Regions from separate parts of the Homo sapiens genome. Here region 1 is linked to region 2. The links are chromatin loops, found by intact Hi-C in ENCODE. Cell type or tissue: PC-3. All regions are shown on one strand. Each heading gives the region's core, and the rest is flanking DNA. Links, peaks and the distances in the headings are about the cores only. Region 1 has its middle 61 kb from the start of LRRN2. Region 2 overlaps LRRN2-AS1 (LRRN2 antisense RNA 1).

Region 1 (8,332 bases), core at 297-8,296, 170 kb after region 2:
AGCCAAGGATTCTGGAACTTTTCCAGTCCTCTCCAGCAAATGGCCCAAACTGCCCCCTTAATAGCATTAAGTGAAATTACAAATCAGAGACGGTGGCTGATCAATCTCCTTGGGGCTTCTCTACAGCTTTTGTGCAGTAGGGGTGGTGACAGTCCTTCAGTGGGGCGACTGGTCCTCTGCCAGCAGCTGCAGCACTTGCTCCACTTGGTCCGTTTCCCTCTTCCCTGGCCTGGAAGAAAGGAGCCAGAACACACAGGTCTGGATCACCATCAAGGCTTCTTCCTCACCCATCTCACTCCCTCCCGTTCCATAGCACAAAAGCCACCAGTCAAAGGGGAGCCAGTCAGAAGCAAAACGCTCTGTCCCAGAAATTTCCACGGTCATAAAATTTGGATTGGGGTGGTGTCCTGGGCAGAGGAACCACAGTAGAATGGTGGCAGGAAAGACTTTCTTTTTCAAACATAGCCGAGCCTACATGCCTTGCGAATCTTAGAGGCTCAAAGAGAGAAGAGGAGCCTTCATCCCCTGGGTACCACTTCTCCTTCCAAGTCCAGGCTCTGGGGCAGGGAACCCCCTCGGATGGAAAGGTTCTGATGGAATCTCCCCACAGAGGTCTTGCTGCCTCATCTGATCACCTGCTCACGTTCTCCACCTCTTTAGCCTAACGGATGGGGTTTCATGATCATCCATCATTCTCTCTCTCCTTCCCAAGACAAGCCTAGATCACTTCGTCACCCACATCCATCCTTTCTTCTAGGAAGAAGGATGGGAAATAAATCAGTCAAAGTTCTCCAGAGAAGTAGAACCAGTAGGATATGTAGATATATCACAGGAAATTTATTCAGGGAATTGGCTCACTCGAGAAGTCTCGAGATATGCTATCTGTAAGCTTGGAGAACCAGGAAAGCAGTGATATAATTCAGTCTGAGTATGAAAGCCTGAGAACTGGAGCTCCAGTGTCTGAGGGAAAAAGAGGATGGATGTTCCAGCTCAAGAAGAAAGTGTAAACTTGCTCTTTCTCTACCTTTTTGTTCCATCTGGGCCTTCAGTGGATTGGACGGTGCCTGCCTACATTGGTGAGGACAATGGTTTTTACTCAGTCCACTGATTCAAATGCTAATCTCTTCTGGAAATGCCCTCAGAGACACACTCAGAAATAATGTTTTGCCAGCTATCTGGGTATCCCTAAGTCTAGCTGACACGTAAAATTAGCCATCACAGGAAGATAACCAAGCCAGGTCCTGAAGTGAGAGCAGACGGGTAAGCAGTTTGTGTTGTTCTGCAGTGGCTGAGCCCCTGAGGGGACCAGGGCTGCTGTGCCAGATGGGGAGTGCCCAGCTCCAGGGATGCTTCTATGTTGGCAGCAATCATTAAATCTGCCTGCCTGAATCTCATTGGCCAGGCCTCGTCTCCTGCCAGGTACAGCGTCATTGCCCCTCACTGAGACCAATCAGCAGCACAGTCAGCAGTAGAGTGGGCCAAGAGCAATTTCTTCATGACATTTACAAAGAGAGGGTGGGATTTAGCACATTGTGCATTTCTCTGGGCTCCCTGACGGTCTGATGGCATCCAAATCCCAAAGGTGGTGACCACACATGTGAGCATATGCAGGGCCTGCTGAAGCTGCCTACAAACAGATGTGCATGTGTGAGGAAGCTCGGGTGTTTCTGGGTACCCAATAAATAATCTTATCTATAATACATCAAAACGGGAAATCAATTCTGGTAATTACCCTATTTTCTTCATTCTAATATACCATTGATTATAAGATGCATCACTGATTTAACAGCTGCCTCAAAAAGAAACTTTACAATAAACATGCAGGTCTATTTTAAGACATATCCCCATTTCAGAAATGTTAAAATGTGTGCGAGGAAGAGGGGAGATGCATATTATAATTAAGAGAAAATGGTAATGGGGAGATAGTCAAACCAATTGACTGATTGAATTAATCAGTAAATGCAGTGAGTGTGATTCATTGGAGGGTTTTCAGTGTGTTGGTGGGCACCCTGACTCAGCCACCCTGAGATAAATTATTGTGCTCCCCTCTTAGCCAGCTCTCAAGGGTCTCTTCCCAGAGTAACTCCTCATATTCATTGTCACGTCTGATAGTGACATGTTATAGTCAGGCATCTGATCCTAACTAGGTGACTCTCAGAAGAATTACAGGCAAGAAGATGCTCTCCTCTCCTTTCATCTGGCATTGACTTTTGAGCTCAGTTCCTCCCCTCTATTCCCCAGGGATCCAGATCTCCTGGGGTATCACCATCATGAGATGCCCCTACCTCTAAGCTCCACCAAAAAGCACTGGGCATTCTCCTCCTACCCGTTGTCCAGGTGAGGAGCGAGACCATTATCATTTGCCTCCAGTCTGACTCTCTTACATCTGTCCCAGTGCACCCCAGTATGGAGCCTGTAGCCACCCTGTCTGTCCCTATCTCTCCAGTGCTCTGGGATTCCTCTTGCCCCCAGTCTTCTCCAGTGCTGTTCTCCTAACCCTGAGGGCCTTGGTGACCTTGATCACCACCCCAACTATTGCTCTGAAGATGAAATAAGGTGGGCTGTGGACACATATTGGATCCTGTGATGGACCAACAGCTGATAACAGGCCAGCAGGACACCAGGAAGGTCTAAGGCAGAGGTGTCCAATCTTTTGACTTCCCTGGGCCACATTGGAAGAAGAAGAATTGTCTTGGGCTACACATAAAATACACCAACATTAACAATAGCTGATTAGCTAAAAAAAAATTGCAAAAAAAAAAACTCATTATGTTTTAAGAAAGTTTACAAATTTGACTTGGGCTGCATTCAAAGCCATCCGGGGTCACATGCGGCCTGCGGCCGTGGGTTTAAAAAGCTTAGTCTAAGGCTGGGGAAAAAGCACATTTTTGAGAAAATAAAAATCACAATTTTTTGTTTTTGAGACGGGTTTCACTCTGTCACCCAGGCTGGTGTGCAGTGACACAATCACGGCTCACTACAGACTCGACCTCGCTGGACTCAGGTGATCCTCCCACCTCAGCCTCCCAAGTAGCAAGGACTACAGGCGTGTGCCATCAGGCCTGGCTAATTTTTGTATTTTTTGTAGAGATGAAGTCTCACTATGTTGCCCAGGTTGGTCTCAAACTCCTGAGCTCAAGCCATCTGCCCACCTCAGCCTCCCAAAATGCTGGGATTACAGGCGTGAGCCACTGCACCTGGCTGAAAATCAGAAAATTTTGATCCACACTGGGGACAGGGAGTAACTGGTTGTTAACTGAGTGAACAACAAGGAGGATGGAGTGGTCTAGAGAGAAACTTAAGAGAAAGAGAGAGAGAGGCCATATGCAGTGGCTCATGACTGTAATCCCAGCCCTTTGGGATGCTGAAGTGGGCGAATCACCTGAGCCCAGGAGTTTGAGACTAGCCTGAGCAACATAGGGGGACCCTGTCTCTACAAAAACAAAAACAAACAAACAAACAAAAAATTAAAAATAGCCAGGCATGGTGGGGCACGCCTGTGGTCCCGGCTACTCAGGAGGCTGAGGCAGAAGGATTGCTTGAGCCTAGGAGATTGTGGTTACAGTGAGCTATGATCACGCCACTGCACTCCAGCCTGGGTGACAGAGCAAGACCCTCTTTCAAAACAAAAGACAAAAACAAAACAAAACCCAACCAACAAAACAAAACAAAAATAAAAAGAGGAGACAGTCTTTATGAGGGTGCTACAGAACAGCCCTGCTTTGAGGAAGGTAGGGCACATTTCAGGAGTCCCTTATGGTCTTTAGATTTCTAAATTTTCTATTTTTATCTAGTCTTCCCATCTTCCATTCACTGGTTCTCAACCTGGGTTTAAGGTACTGGCCCTGCCTAGGAGTGTTTGGAAATGCCTAGGAGAGTTGTGGCTGTCACAACTGGGCCTCTACTGCCATGTAGGGGGCAGGGCCAGGGATGCTAAGAAGCCTGAAGCTCTTGGTATTGCAGGTGGAAAAATTGCCTGTCCCAAAGACAAGATACAGATTGAGAAACACCAGTCCCTGCACTACCTCACCTAGCCTCTAGGGGTGCTCTTCTCCCCCTGCAGAGCTGGCCTGAGTTTGCCCTGACTCTGCCATCCCCTATCAGACTCAGCCTGATTTGGAGTTTTCAGATGGAAATTTCTAAAGAAACTTAAGAAGACAGATGGGAAATTATCAAAGAAAGCAACAAAGCATAAAAAAAGAGGAGCATCAACAGATTTCTGAGTCTAAGGAAGCTCAAGTCTATTTAGTCTAGTCATTTTTTTTTTTAACTCACAATTTTCCTGATTGAAACAATTTACTAGGTGCAGAGGCCTCATTTCTTTCCTTATGCTAAGGACACTACAGCCAGTCATAGCTCAGGCTGGCCCTGATACTGGCCTGGTAGAATGTTTAAGCTTTCTAGAGGCCAGGCTCTGGATCTTTTTCTTGGTGTGACCCAGAAAGACCATGGGCTCAAATCACTCCAGTCTCAAGCTGCTTTGGCCTTCTGGCCTCTCCTCAGTCTTTGACCCCTTGCACTAGCTCCACACATCAGGTCTTTCTGAGCAAGGTGTGGCCTTCTCTTTTGCCTTTAGAGTAAGTGTCAAGTAATGCTAGCAGCTGTGATGGAGTTCTCATCAACGCTCATGGTTCCAGACAAGAACAGTTGCTTTTTCACTCACTTACAGCCTAAAACCAATGGTACCAACTGGTGGCAGGTCTCCTCCAAGTGGTAATTCTGAACCCTAGGCTCTTTTCATCTGGTGGCTTCTCCATCTTCATTGTGTGGTTTCTCCACAAGGAGCCTGCAGAAGAGGAGAGGGGATGGAGGATTGCCTGCACGTGGTTTTCATGGGCCAAGCCTAAAATTACCACACATGACTTGTGCTCATATTCTACTGGCAGGAATGGAGACACATGCCCCCAACCTCCAGCTGCAGGAGATGCTGGGAAATGTAACCTAGCTGTGTGTTCAGGAAGATGAAGAATTGGGTTTTACAACCAGTCAGCAGTACATACCTCCACCTCCCATGAATGGGCTTCTAGAAGTCCTATTTTCCTTTTTCTCTACAATTTTTTGGCAGGTCTAAAGCAATGTCCTGGTTACGAATAAGTGGCTGGTTCCTCAAAAAGTTAAACATAGGATTATCACATAATCCTACAATCCTACTTCTAAGCTTATACACAAAAGAATTTAAAACAGTACTCAAACAAATACATGAACACACATGTTCATAGTAGCACTATTCACCCTAGCCAAATCCTTATCGATGCAATGAATGGATAAACAAACTGTGGTACAGATATACAATGGAATATTATTCAGCCATAGAAAGGAATTAAGTATTGATACATACTACAATGTGGATGATTATGCTAAGTGAAAGAAGCCAGACAAAAAGTCACATGTTGCATGGTTCCATTTGTATGAAATATCCAGAATAGTGAAACCCATACAGATGGAAAGAAGATTGGTGGTTGCCCAGAACTGTGGAGTAACTGCTTAATGGAGACCCTTTGGGGATGATGAAAATGTTCTGGAACTGGCTGAAGATGGTGGTTGCACAATGTTGTCAATGTATTAAATGACACTCAATTGTTCACTGAAAAATGGTTAATTTTATGTTATATAAATTTTACCTCATTTAAAAAAATGTTTAAATGATTCTAAAAGAAAGAACAAATGGATGGATTTTTTGCTTTGGTTTTGTTTTTAATGAAGCCTAGTTTTTACGTATTGTTTGTTGTTAATTTTTCTGGTCTGCATCACATAAGATGATTCTTAGCACTTGACCTGCTCCAGCAACTTAACTCCATCCTGTACGCCTTCTAAAGACATTGGAGAAGCAACTAATCTTTCCTTAACTCCATGGACTCTCTCCTTGGGTTTGGTTTCTGATCATATGAAATGCATTTCTGATACCTAGAATAATTATCTGTTAGAGTGTTCATTTGCTGAGCAATGACGATTGACATACCTGGGGCTTAATTATTTTTAAATTTAGCTCATAGTCTCACTTCCATCCACTTCTGGAGGCTCCTCAGCTTCTTTCCTCTCCTTCCTGCCCTCATCTGGTAGCTGCTCCCTTCCCCCACCTCTGGGTGCTGCTTAGGAGGTGGGGACCTATAACATTTTCAAGCCTTCCTCTCACCGGGTGCCAGTCTTTCCTGGGCTCATCAGTCTAGTCAAATATCCCCTAGTACTAAAAATAATTTTAAAAATCAATCTTATTCTACTTATGCTTCAAATAAAATAGCACTTAGCATGATGTTTTGTACTTCTTTTGATATAAGACATTTCATTCTTCTAGACTATAAGCTCTTTGATGGTAAGAACCATGCCTGAATTACGTCTATATTCTTAGCACTTAACACAGTAGCTGATTTATATAGTAGTTGCTCAATAAATATGAATTAAGTGAATAAATAAAATGTAATAGCATACAGATAAGAGAAAGGCTATTTTTTCATGTGAATAAACAACCCAATTGAAGCCATTCTCTTGTAGAGAGAGCAGCTTTTTACCTGAAATCAATGAATTGTTCATTCCTGCAGACCAGCACAAAAGAACCATTATCTAGGGCTGGCATGAATTATAAGCAGGCAGGCTCAAGGAAAAGAACAAGTTTTGTTATAATAAATGGGAGTCTAGAACTCAGTAAACAGTGAAAGGGGGCCAAGGAGGAGAGATCAGAATAGAGAAACCAGTCCCACTTACTGGGGGAGGGTAGGCAGGCACTGCTATGGATGGTGGGAGACATTCCAGCCAGGGCGTGTACTCTGAATGTGTGTGGGGGCATAGGTGGCCTATCAAAGGGAAAAAGAGAGGGTCCCAGCGGTGCTTGACCATTGTGTGTGGGTGAGATGGTGAGGTGCTGTAGCAGGCACCAAGGGAGAGCCAAACAGGCAGGTGGTCAGCATGCAGGGGAACTGACAGCGGGCTGGGCCCTGGGCAAGATTTCTGGGATGAATGATGGGATTAAGAATCCTGGGAAGATGAATGAGAGTAAGGCTGGGCCACAGCCTTGGAGGAACTAGGTTCTTACCAGGTTTCCTAGGCAGATATTCAGGCCCAGGTAGGGGTGTTTGGTGAGAACTTGGACACAAACAAGGCCTTAGAACTGGGTCATGTGGTCAGAGCAGGTCTGGGTGACTGACCTCCTGGACTAGGTAGGGCTCCTTAAACTCGCTATGACTGAGGCCTGAATTATCTGAGATTGAGATAGGACTGTGCATGCAGATGAGACTCAAGTGCCTCTAGTGGGGAAGGAGGGGCTTCAGGGAGAGTGGAGTCATTATAAGCTAATGGCGAAAATCAGACTTAAGTGGTTGCCAAGCTAATGGCGAAAATCAGACTTAAGTGGTTGCCAAGCTAATGGCAAAAATCAGACTTAAGTGGTTGCCAAGCTGGATTCAATGATGAGGCTGTGTACCTATAAATTACTCCACAGGATTTAATGTGTACACATTTTAAAGATTTTCTTTCCCCATAGCAAAGTAGATTTACAGTCTGAATGACTGAGCTTATTAATTCTAATAACCTTTTTTAGAATAAAAGTATATAAGAAGATGGGAAGTAAAAGCCTATGTCCTTAGGTCCAAGAAGGAAGAGGAGCCCTCTCTAATTCCTGCAGTGGTAAGAGTGCCTGGGTGTGAGTGAAGAGGGCCTGCTGCTGACCTCAGCCTGGAATTCCGGTTTCCAGTGCCTCCTCTCCCCACCTGTTCAGCAGGCACCCTCCTTCCCTGGGGTCTCCAGACCAGTAACACTCTCTGTTCTCTTACTCAATGGTTTGTTTGATTGATCTACTCTTCCTGGATGTGTTCAACTGAGATCTCAGTAGAACAGCTCCAGGCCAGTATCTGAAAGACCCTCAGTACGTTCTGAGTGGAGGGCTGCCTTGCCAGAGGTCAGGCTGCCCCCTTTCCTGCCTGTTATTTGAGCATGGTACTCTAGTTATCTCAGCCACTCTGTGAGCTACCCAGTGCTTTTTCAATAAACCCCCTTTTCAGATTACATCAGTCTAAGCCAGTCCTGATGTTTGCAATCAGGAAACTGAACAAATATAAAAATTGGTGTCTTAAGGGGTGGCAGGAAACAGACCCTCAGAGAAGTAAGTTGTGTCAGGGCTTGCTATCTGCCTAGTTGGAGCTGAATGCAGTGAAAACCCAGCAGGGAACTCTAGCAGCCTATGGCCCAAGTGACGAAACAGCCCCTAAAGTTACCCAGTGGTCCCAGACTGAAAAAGCCACTTCAGGCAAGGATATGGAGGTCCCATAGCAGATGGTCTTGGTATCTGCGCCATGTCCCCCTTGTTCTCTCCTGATTTCAGTGCAGCTGTGACGATCTTGTT
Region 2 (8,332 bases), core at 104-8,103:
AGATAGTCAAATGAGGGGGAGGTGGCAGGGCTTTGCCAACCAGACCCCTGATGTGGACGAGTTGAAAACCCAGGCTGCAAATGTTAATATTGTCACATGCTAGGAAATCTCTGCTTCAATTCACCAGATACTAGTTAGTCATTGGCTTGTGAAGTCTGTAATCCCTCTCGTTTCTGGCTTTGCTTACAACCCTGCACCCTGGGTGCTGGAGCAGACTCTCAGGAAGGGAGATGGTGCCAAGCCCTGTTCCTGTCTTTCTTGGTCTGCATGCCAGCTTAGGCCAGGTTTTTATTGAGCTTCAGGATCGGATCTTCGTTATAGGCGGGGAGGACAGTGTAGGTAAAGCCTACTGACAAGTGCCTTAGACCCCTTGCACTGCCATAAAAAATATCTTAGCCTGGGTAACTCATAAACATCTTTTTTTCTTTTCTTTTTTTGAGACAGGGTCTCACTCTGTTGCCCATGCTGGAGTACAGTAGCACAATCTCCACTCATTGCAACATCCACTTCCCGGGCTCAAGCAATTCTCGTGCTTCAGCCTCCCTAGTAACTGGGATTACAGGTGTGCACCACCACACTCAGCTAATTTTTGTATTTTTAGTAGAGATGGGGCTTCACCATGTTGGCCAGTCTGTTCTCAAACTCCTGACCTCAAGTGATCCACCTGCCTTGGCCTCCCAAAGTGCTGGGATTACAGGCATGAGTCACCGTGCCTGGCCTCATAAATATCTTTATGAGTTGTTTATTGCTCACAATTCTAGAGGCTGGGAAGTCCAAGATCAAGGTGCTGGCAGATTCGGTGTCTGGTGAGAGCCCATTCTTTATGGGTGGTGCTCTCTATGTGTCCTCACGTGGCAGAAGGGCAAACAGCTTTCCTCTAGCCTCTTTTATAAAGGCACTTGTCCCATTCATGAGGGCTCTGCTTTCATGATCTCATCATCTCCCAGAGTCCCCACCTCTTAATACTATCACCTCGGGAATTAAGTTTCAACATATGAATTTTGGGGAGACACCAGTGTTCAGACCATAGCACAAGCCATGCAGCACAATAGACAGAATGCATGTGGAGGCTAACACCAGAGAAGGTCATTTTTGGGGTTTACTCCATCTGGACCACCCTCTGGCATCCCCAGGGTCAGTCTGTAAGTTGTAATTTTCTTATCTCTTTTCTATTCAGCCTCGGTGTCTGGATGCCCAGCCTAACCAAGTCAGCTTCCCATCTTTGGCTGAGACAAGGAGAACCCTGCTGGGCTAGGGGACCCAGGTAATGTTGCTCAGGCATTGTCCTTTTTTTTTTTTTTTTTTTTTTTTTTGAGATGGAGTCTCACTTTGTCGTCCAGACTGGAATGCAGTGGTGCGATCTCGGCTCACTGCAACCTCTGCCTCTAGGGTTCAAGTGATTCTTGTGCCTCAACCTCCCGAGTAGCTGGGATTACAGGCATGTGCCACCACACCTCACTAATTTTTGTATTTTTAGTAGAGACAGGGTTTTGCCATGTTAGCCAGGCCGGTCTCAAATTCCTGACCTCAGGTGATCTGCCCACCTCGGCCTCCCAAAGTGCTGGGATTACAGGCGTGAGCCACCATGCCCAGATGGAAAAGACATTTTAATGCCACAAATGTAGGAAGAATATAATCTCCAATAATGGACAGTCTTTTGAAGGAAATCATTTAGCTTCGTCAAAAAACTGACCTCATTCTTATTTTTCTAATTTCATCCCCCATGTGACATCCTTGTTACACACTCCCCGGCCCTCAGATGGGACTGGCACTTGGGTGCCTCTGGACTAGATTTCCACTTTTCATTTCTACTTTCTGTGCCTGTCTCCATGCTTTCTGCTTTGTGATGAAATGAGGATAGTCATAATGTTAGAAAAAGTTGTGCAAGACTTTGAAATGGCAAAAGAAGGTTGTTATTGGGCATTCTGTCTGTTTGCCTATGGGTTACCCCTGCCTTTCTTTCATTGTCTTTGAGCTATTTTATGACTCTGAAAATTGTAGAAAACTGATAACAATGCAAATGATTTTGTCCATAGAAATGCAAATTATATCCATTGGAAATGCAACTGATTATTGCCCTATGGATATTGACCAGTTTTATATTTGTTAAGCAAATTAATGTCAGCATTCCCGATGGCTTCTGTATGCATCTGCTCTTTGGATTCTTTTTTGAGCGGTCGTAACATCTTACTAGTTCCCTTATTAATCGACGAGTTAAATCATTGGCATGTCTGAATTTCATGTTTGTAAGAGGTTGTATTTATACAAGGGCCTTGATTTTTACCTTTAAACATTTCTTTAACAATAACTCCCCTGAAGGTTGTTATGAGGCAGAATGAGATCATGGATAAGAGAGTGCCTGGCTCAGGGCCTGAATTCACCTCTCATAGTTGGGACAATCCTTGCTTCCTCCTGGTTTCTGGGCTCTAGGGCACCTTGTATTCTCACAAAAATAAATAAAATCTTTTAATTACACTTTTCACATTACAGCATTAGTAACTTTCATGAGAATTTTCACCTTTCAAAAGGAGACCCTAGGGAGACTATAATGCTTACCCAGAGGAATTCCTGCAATGGTGGAAATCCGGAGGGTGGAGTACACAGGTGCCACAGATATTGGGGGCCAAGGGCCTTTAAAATAACCTGCCTAGGTGCTATTCAGCTGCAGAGGGCAGTTCAGTTCCCTGACCTTCACCCCTTCCCCCATGTTGGGAGTGCTGGCCTTACCATGGTAAGGAGAATGGTTACAACTTTGTACCAGGATTTAAAAATATATACTTTATTAAATCCGCTCCTCAGCTAAATCTGTGAGGTGAACATGTTTATCCTTGTTGTTGATGAGAAACTAGGACAGGTTAAATGACTCACCCAAGGTTATACAGCTAGGAAGTTGTTGTGCCAGGATTTAAATCTAATGCCAGGGGCCGGGCCCAGTAGCTCACGCCTGTAATCCTAGCACTTTGGGAGGCTGAGGTGGGTGGATCACCTGAGGTCAGGAGTTCGAGACCAGCCTGGCCAACATGGCCAAACCCCCGTCTCTACGAAAAAAATACAAAAATTAGCCAGGCGTGGTGGGAGGTGCCAATAATCCCAGCTACTCGGGAGGCTGAGGCAGGAGAATCACTTGAACCTGGTGAGGGCCGGGGGAGGGGTGGTGGAGGTTGCAGTAAGCCAAGATTGCACCACTTCACTCCAGCCTGGGCGAAAGCATGAAACTCCGTCTCAATCAATCAATCAATCAATCAATCAATAAAATAAATCCAAGGCCTAAATCCAAATCTCATGCTCTATCTGTGATCTGAGCCATGGAGTAGCCATTCTAATCAGGACTCTTTTTTTCTACTCCAAACTCATCACCACTGCCAAAATCCACTGCCAAGGGTTACACCTGGGCAAGGACATTGCTCCAGTTCAAATTCAAATGACCTGGGAGACAAAACCCACTTTTGTGAAAATATGTCAGAAAGAAATTGATCTGAACTTGGGAACAGGTTTTGATCCAAGGGCTAGTGTACAGCCCAGGGAGGGCCAGCGGAAGTAAGAAGACAGCTCCATCCATCAGGAGCCTCTGTGTTCAGGGGACAGTGGGCAGGGGGTGGGTTGCCAGGAGAGGGAAGAAGCTGGGGAGGATCAAGGGAAAAAGTTAGGGGAAGAGCGCTGAGAGTTCACGCCCACTCTCCTGCTTGGGCCCTGATAACTGGGGAAGATTCAGGGCAGAGAAAGAGGAGTTTACAGGTCTCAGGAACTGAGGTGGGTTACACCCAGTAAATGACTTCCTAAAGGTCAACTAGCCAAAGCCATGCCCTCCTCTGTGGCCTGGGCCAGGTGGGGCAGGCCAGGTGGATGCTGGGATGGCCCAGAGGGCAAATAATGGACAATGAACCAGGCCAGGGCAGCATCTCTGCTGGGCGGGAAAAACAGGAAGCTCAGGCACATGCAAGCCAGGTAAGTGTGTGTCTTGAAGATGGATGAGAGTTCCCAGACAAGGGTGACCTTTTCTTTCACCTCGTCCAGCTAGACAGACGTGGTGGTTCCAAGGCCCCTTGTCATCTGCTGATTGCTTTGTGATTAATGTACAAGTCACTTATTCCCATCTCCTGTCCCTGCTCCATTCTCCCCCAGCTCCCGGGCAGACTCTTCTGCCCTTAGGTAATTTACTTAGAAATGATTGTCCCTAGAATCTCTCCATGTGCTTTGTGTACAGATAGTGACCAGGTTCTGCATGTGATTTCCCTGTGGAATTCCAACCAAGGACAGACAGGTGAGTCACAGCACTATGGAGAGACTTAAATATCTGCAATGAGCAAAGCAAGGCTCAGCCGGGGGCAGACTCAGTCCTGCAGGAATTGCCCTTCTTCCTGCATGGTTTTGGGGTCAGCTGGAGAGCAATGAGTTTGCACATGCTGGTCATTCACCAGAGCTGCCTGTGGGGTCTCAACAGAGTTCCACCTAGAAGGGACAGCCTGACCCTGGTTTACCTGGGAACCAGAGAAAAGCAGCTGGAAGGCTACTCTCAAGTCACCAATACCAAGCCAGGTAGACCCTATCCCCTACAAATACAGGAAGCCAGTGGTCTCCAATGGACATTATTACTTCATTTTCACACATATTTTATTCACTTTGACCTGGGGCTCAAAACACAGACTGCATATAAAATGGGTTTGATGCTGATTTGGCTACATGGACTTCATAATTCATCAGAGCAGGAAAGACAGAATCATAAGCTGTTATTCATTCATTCAACAAATATTTACTGAACACCAGACAGGAGAGAGGGATTGCCTGTGTTAATTCATTAGGAAGAGCACATCGTATTAATAATACTTCATGCTGTTCAGCTTTTCGTGCTGCAGCAGAAATTATTTAATTACCCTTTACTTCCACCCCGGCCTCCCTACCTTCCACTACAGAGCAGTTGAAAATGTTTTTGTTCAGTATGGGGAAGCTTTGTAAGGTAAAGGACAGGCAGGAGAGAAAGAATGCTCTATTTGCAAAACAAGGCCAGGGGTGTGAGCTCTTGAAAGACAGAGCAAAGTTATGACAGCCGGAGGAATGTGAATTCCTCCAACAGACCAAATGGGAGCTTCAGAAAAAAATTAATCTGGTGGCAGAATATATCTGGCTTCAGACTTTTAAGTATGAAACTAGCTGCTGTGAGAATAGGAAGCCCACACTCAGAGCTCAGCCTGCCCTCTACAGAGCAGGCAGGCGTTCCTTTCCCTGGGGACTACGAAGAAGACAAGGGCTTCCGAAGGTGTCCCACACGCAGCCTCCCTCCTTCCCCAATTCCCCCTCCTGCTTCCACACTTATCTCTCCCCCAGTGAGTGATAGCCAAATCCTCTCCACTTGCAGATGTAGCCTTGGGAGGACAGCACAAGGGGATGCAGCCCTGGAGCAGCAGCAGGTGTGGCCCATCTGGACTCACCACTGCTGTGGAAAGGGGCCCCGGCCAGCTGGCCCTGTGGGCTGGAATTAGAGCAGTCGTAATGGGCTGTGTTACACAGTGTGCTCTTCTAATCAGATACATGTGGACATTAACTAATTAACGGCAGCCCTGTGAGTTAAGTATTGTGATGAGTGAATTTGACAGATGAAGTACAGAGAAGTTAAATGACTTGCTTGGGGTCACACTGCTAGCAAGGGGTGGAACAGGGATTTGAATCTGGGCAGTTTGCCTCCAAAGTCCTCATAATTAACAGTGATCCATTCTGCCCTCCTATCTGACCATTTCTCTTATGTTAGACTCTTTTGAATGCAAGTGACAGAAACCCAAGCTAAGGATGCTCCAGGCAAGGAAGCAGCATTTGCAAGGCTTGGAGACCCAAAAGAAGGAAAGCGGTCAGGGAGGGTTCTAAGTTACTGGAAAGAGAGACAGAGGGAAGTCACAGGAGGACCTTCAATTGGGTCAGGCACAGGGAGGCAGGGGCTCACCGCCATGGCCTGAGCTGAGGACACCAGTTGTCACTGGGGCTGGATGTGAGGAGAGACACTAGGGGACTAAGCATGGCCTGGAACCTGCTGCCTTCCTTGGCCCGCGCTCCTCACACCCTCCTACTCCCAACTCTCCTCTCTTTCCTCATTTATTATTATTATTTTTATTTTTTTGGTGGTTTTTCCAAATCTTTTTCCTGCTGCCGACTCCCCTGAAGTCCCTGAAGAATGAGGGCTTCACAGAAGCAGCTTTGATCTCTTTCAGTGGCTCCCAGAGGGGCTGTCTCTGGTGCAGATTAAGTGTGTAGTTTGACACCCATCCCATTAGTCCTGTTCTTTTAATTAAACATTCAGTAGGAGGATGGCGCTGTGGCTGGCATTGGGAGCCGGCAGGGGGCCACCGGGTACATTGAAGCCTTCTTTCTTTAGTGGGATTGCGTGCCTTGATTCATCTTTTTCCCCCTTTGCCACTCTCCACTTCCACCTCTGCCAGTTTTGATGTTTGAGTTCTCCCTGAATCCATACAGGATGCTGGCCATCTCAGGGAGGAGGGCAAGGCAAGCTGGCAACTTGGCCGAGCTCCTGTTGGACTGAGTGGTTTCCTCCTCGGGCTGTTGTGTGTGAACTTGAGTGAGCCATTCAACCTTCCTGGGTTTCTGTGTCCTAATGCATCAGACAGGGCGACTTGTGACTGCTCCTCCTGACCTCCTGTACAGGGAGAGGCTACAGGACAAATGGAACCAAGAGGAGACCCAGAAGGCAGAGGCCCGAGCAGTGTGTCCCTGAGATGCCCAGGTCAGGGCATGCCCTACCCCTTCCCACCAGCAAAAGTTCCAGCAGCAAGGAGGTTCCAGCTGTTCCCTTGGAATCTGTTAGGCTTCTGTGGTTGGGGGATGGGTGCAGGGAGGAGAGAAGAGACTGGAGATGATGCAGTGGCAGAGCAGGGGGTGGTGGGGTGAAGGCTGTGGGCCCACAAACTTGCTTATATGTACAAGGCTGCAATGAATGCAGCCTCTCCTTCCCTCCCCTCCAGCTAGCTGGAGTGCTAACTGGGGTGGACAGACAGGTTGGTTTGGGAGCAGGCGGCAGAGAGGAGATGGGCAGAGCCGGGAGCAGGAGGATGGGCCAGATAACCCTGGGACCTTTGTTCTATGACAGGCAAGTCAGCAGGATGTCAGGCCTGGCTTGATCTTACACCCCTCGACTGAATGCCCGGGAGTCCCTGAGCGTTGGGGCAGGAGGAGCCTTAGAGACTGTAAGGACAGTGTAACCGCCTAGTGGGTTCACCTTCCCTGCTGCCTAGACAGGGGAATTACAGTGAAGAAACAGTAATTCATGCAGAGCCAGCTGTGCGGGAGACCGGAGTTTTATTATTACTCAAATTAGTCTCCCCAAGCATTTGAGCATTCAGGGATCAGAGTTTTTAAAGATAATTCAGTGGGTAGGGGCTTGGGAAGTGGTCAGTGCTGACTGGTCAGGTTAGAGATGGAATCATAGGGGGTCGGAGTGAGGTTTTCTTGCTGTTTTCTGTTCCTGGGTGGGATGGCAGAACTGGTGAAGCCAGATTACTGGTCTTGGTGGTGTCAGCTGATCCATCGAGTGCAGGGTCTGCAAAATATCTCAAGCACTGATCTTAGGTTTTACAATAGTGATGTTATTCCCAGGAACAATTTGGGGAGGTTCAGACTCTTGGAGCCATAGGCGACATGACCCCTAAACTGTAATTTCTAATCTTGTAGCTAATTTGTTAGTCCTACAAAGGCAGACTGGTCCCTAGGCAAGAAGGGGCCCCTCTGGGCACCCAGCCTATTAGATGGTAACTATGCAGAGAGGAAAGGGCAGACTTAGTCCGGGTTCTGCCCCTCGTGCACTATGTGCCCTTGGCCAAAACACTTCCCTTCTCTGGGCCTGGTTTCCTCATCTGGGGTAACTATACCTGCCTTCTTGTGCCTCATGGGGTCAGAGGCTAAAATGAGGTCATTCTCTCTTTTCTGGACATTTATAATTTAATTACAACTAGTTCTTGACCCTGAGAGATTCTTAAATGTGTCTATAAAATTTAGAAGGTCTGAGTTTTACTAACCTGCATCATTTTTCTGGGATCCCAGGATTCCCAGACCAGAGGGTGGGGCAGGGCCCTGTGATATGTCTAACACACCCATGAGGCCTAGAGTGCACCCACCACTGGCTGCAAAGCACTGCAGCTTTATAGGTCCTAGAGCGAAAAATGGTTTACATTTATTGAAGGCTTTTAAAAGAATGTTCCAGGTTCTCCATATCTGTTGTTTCATTGAAGTGTCACCATCTCATTAATGGCTATTGTCCTCATTTTATTTACGTTATGTTTTTGTTTTTTTTGAGGCAGGATCTCACTCTTGTCACCCAGGCTAGGATGCAGTG

What was found. Peaks named below come from ENCODE experiments on the same cell type or tissue, not always from the same donor. Only the 100,000 strongest peaks of a DNase experiment are listed, where the experiment ranks them.
Region 1: a loop joins it to region 2, with 2.8 times the contacts of the local background. A loop is called at or near these places in 8 of 110 quality-filtered maps.

The regions. Positions count from the first base shown.
Region 1 is chr1:204,742,996-204,751,327 of GRCh38, forward strand. No RefSeq gene overlaps it. Among named protein-coding and RNA genes, the nearest start is that of LRRN2, 61 kb to the left of the region's middle. RefSeq lists a silencer at 4,017-4,106. In PC-3, for the core only: a CTCF peak has its summit at 4,052; a DNase peak (open chromatin) is centred at 4,026; H3K27me3 peaks cover 673 bases.
Region 2 is chr1:204,569,483-204,577,814 of GRCh38, forward strand. LRRN2-AS1 (LRRN2 antisense RNA 1) reads left to right here. Exons shown (of 13, transcript XR_007066814.1): 2 at 1,178-1,264; 3 at 4,205-8,332. Among named protein-coding and RNA genes, the nearest start is that of LRRN2-AS1, 9.5 kb to the left of the region's middle. RefSeq lists an enhancer at 3,286-3,986. In PC-3, for the core only: no CTCF peak of the experiment used is centred there; DNase peaks (open chromatin) are centred at 749, 2,349, 2,859, 4,139 and 1 weaker place; H3K4me3 peaks cover 1,515 bases; H3K27ac peaks cover 4,922 bases.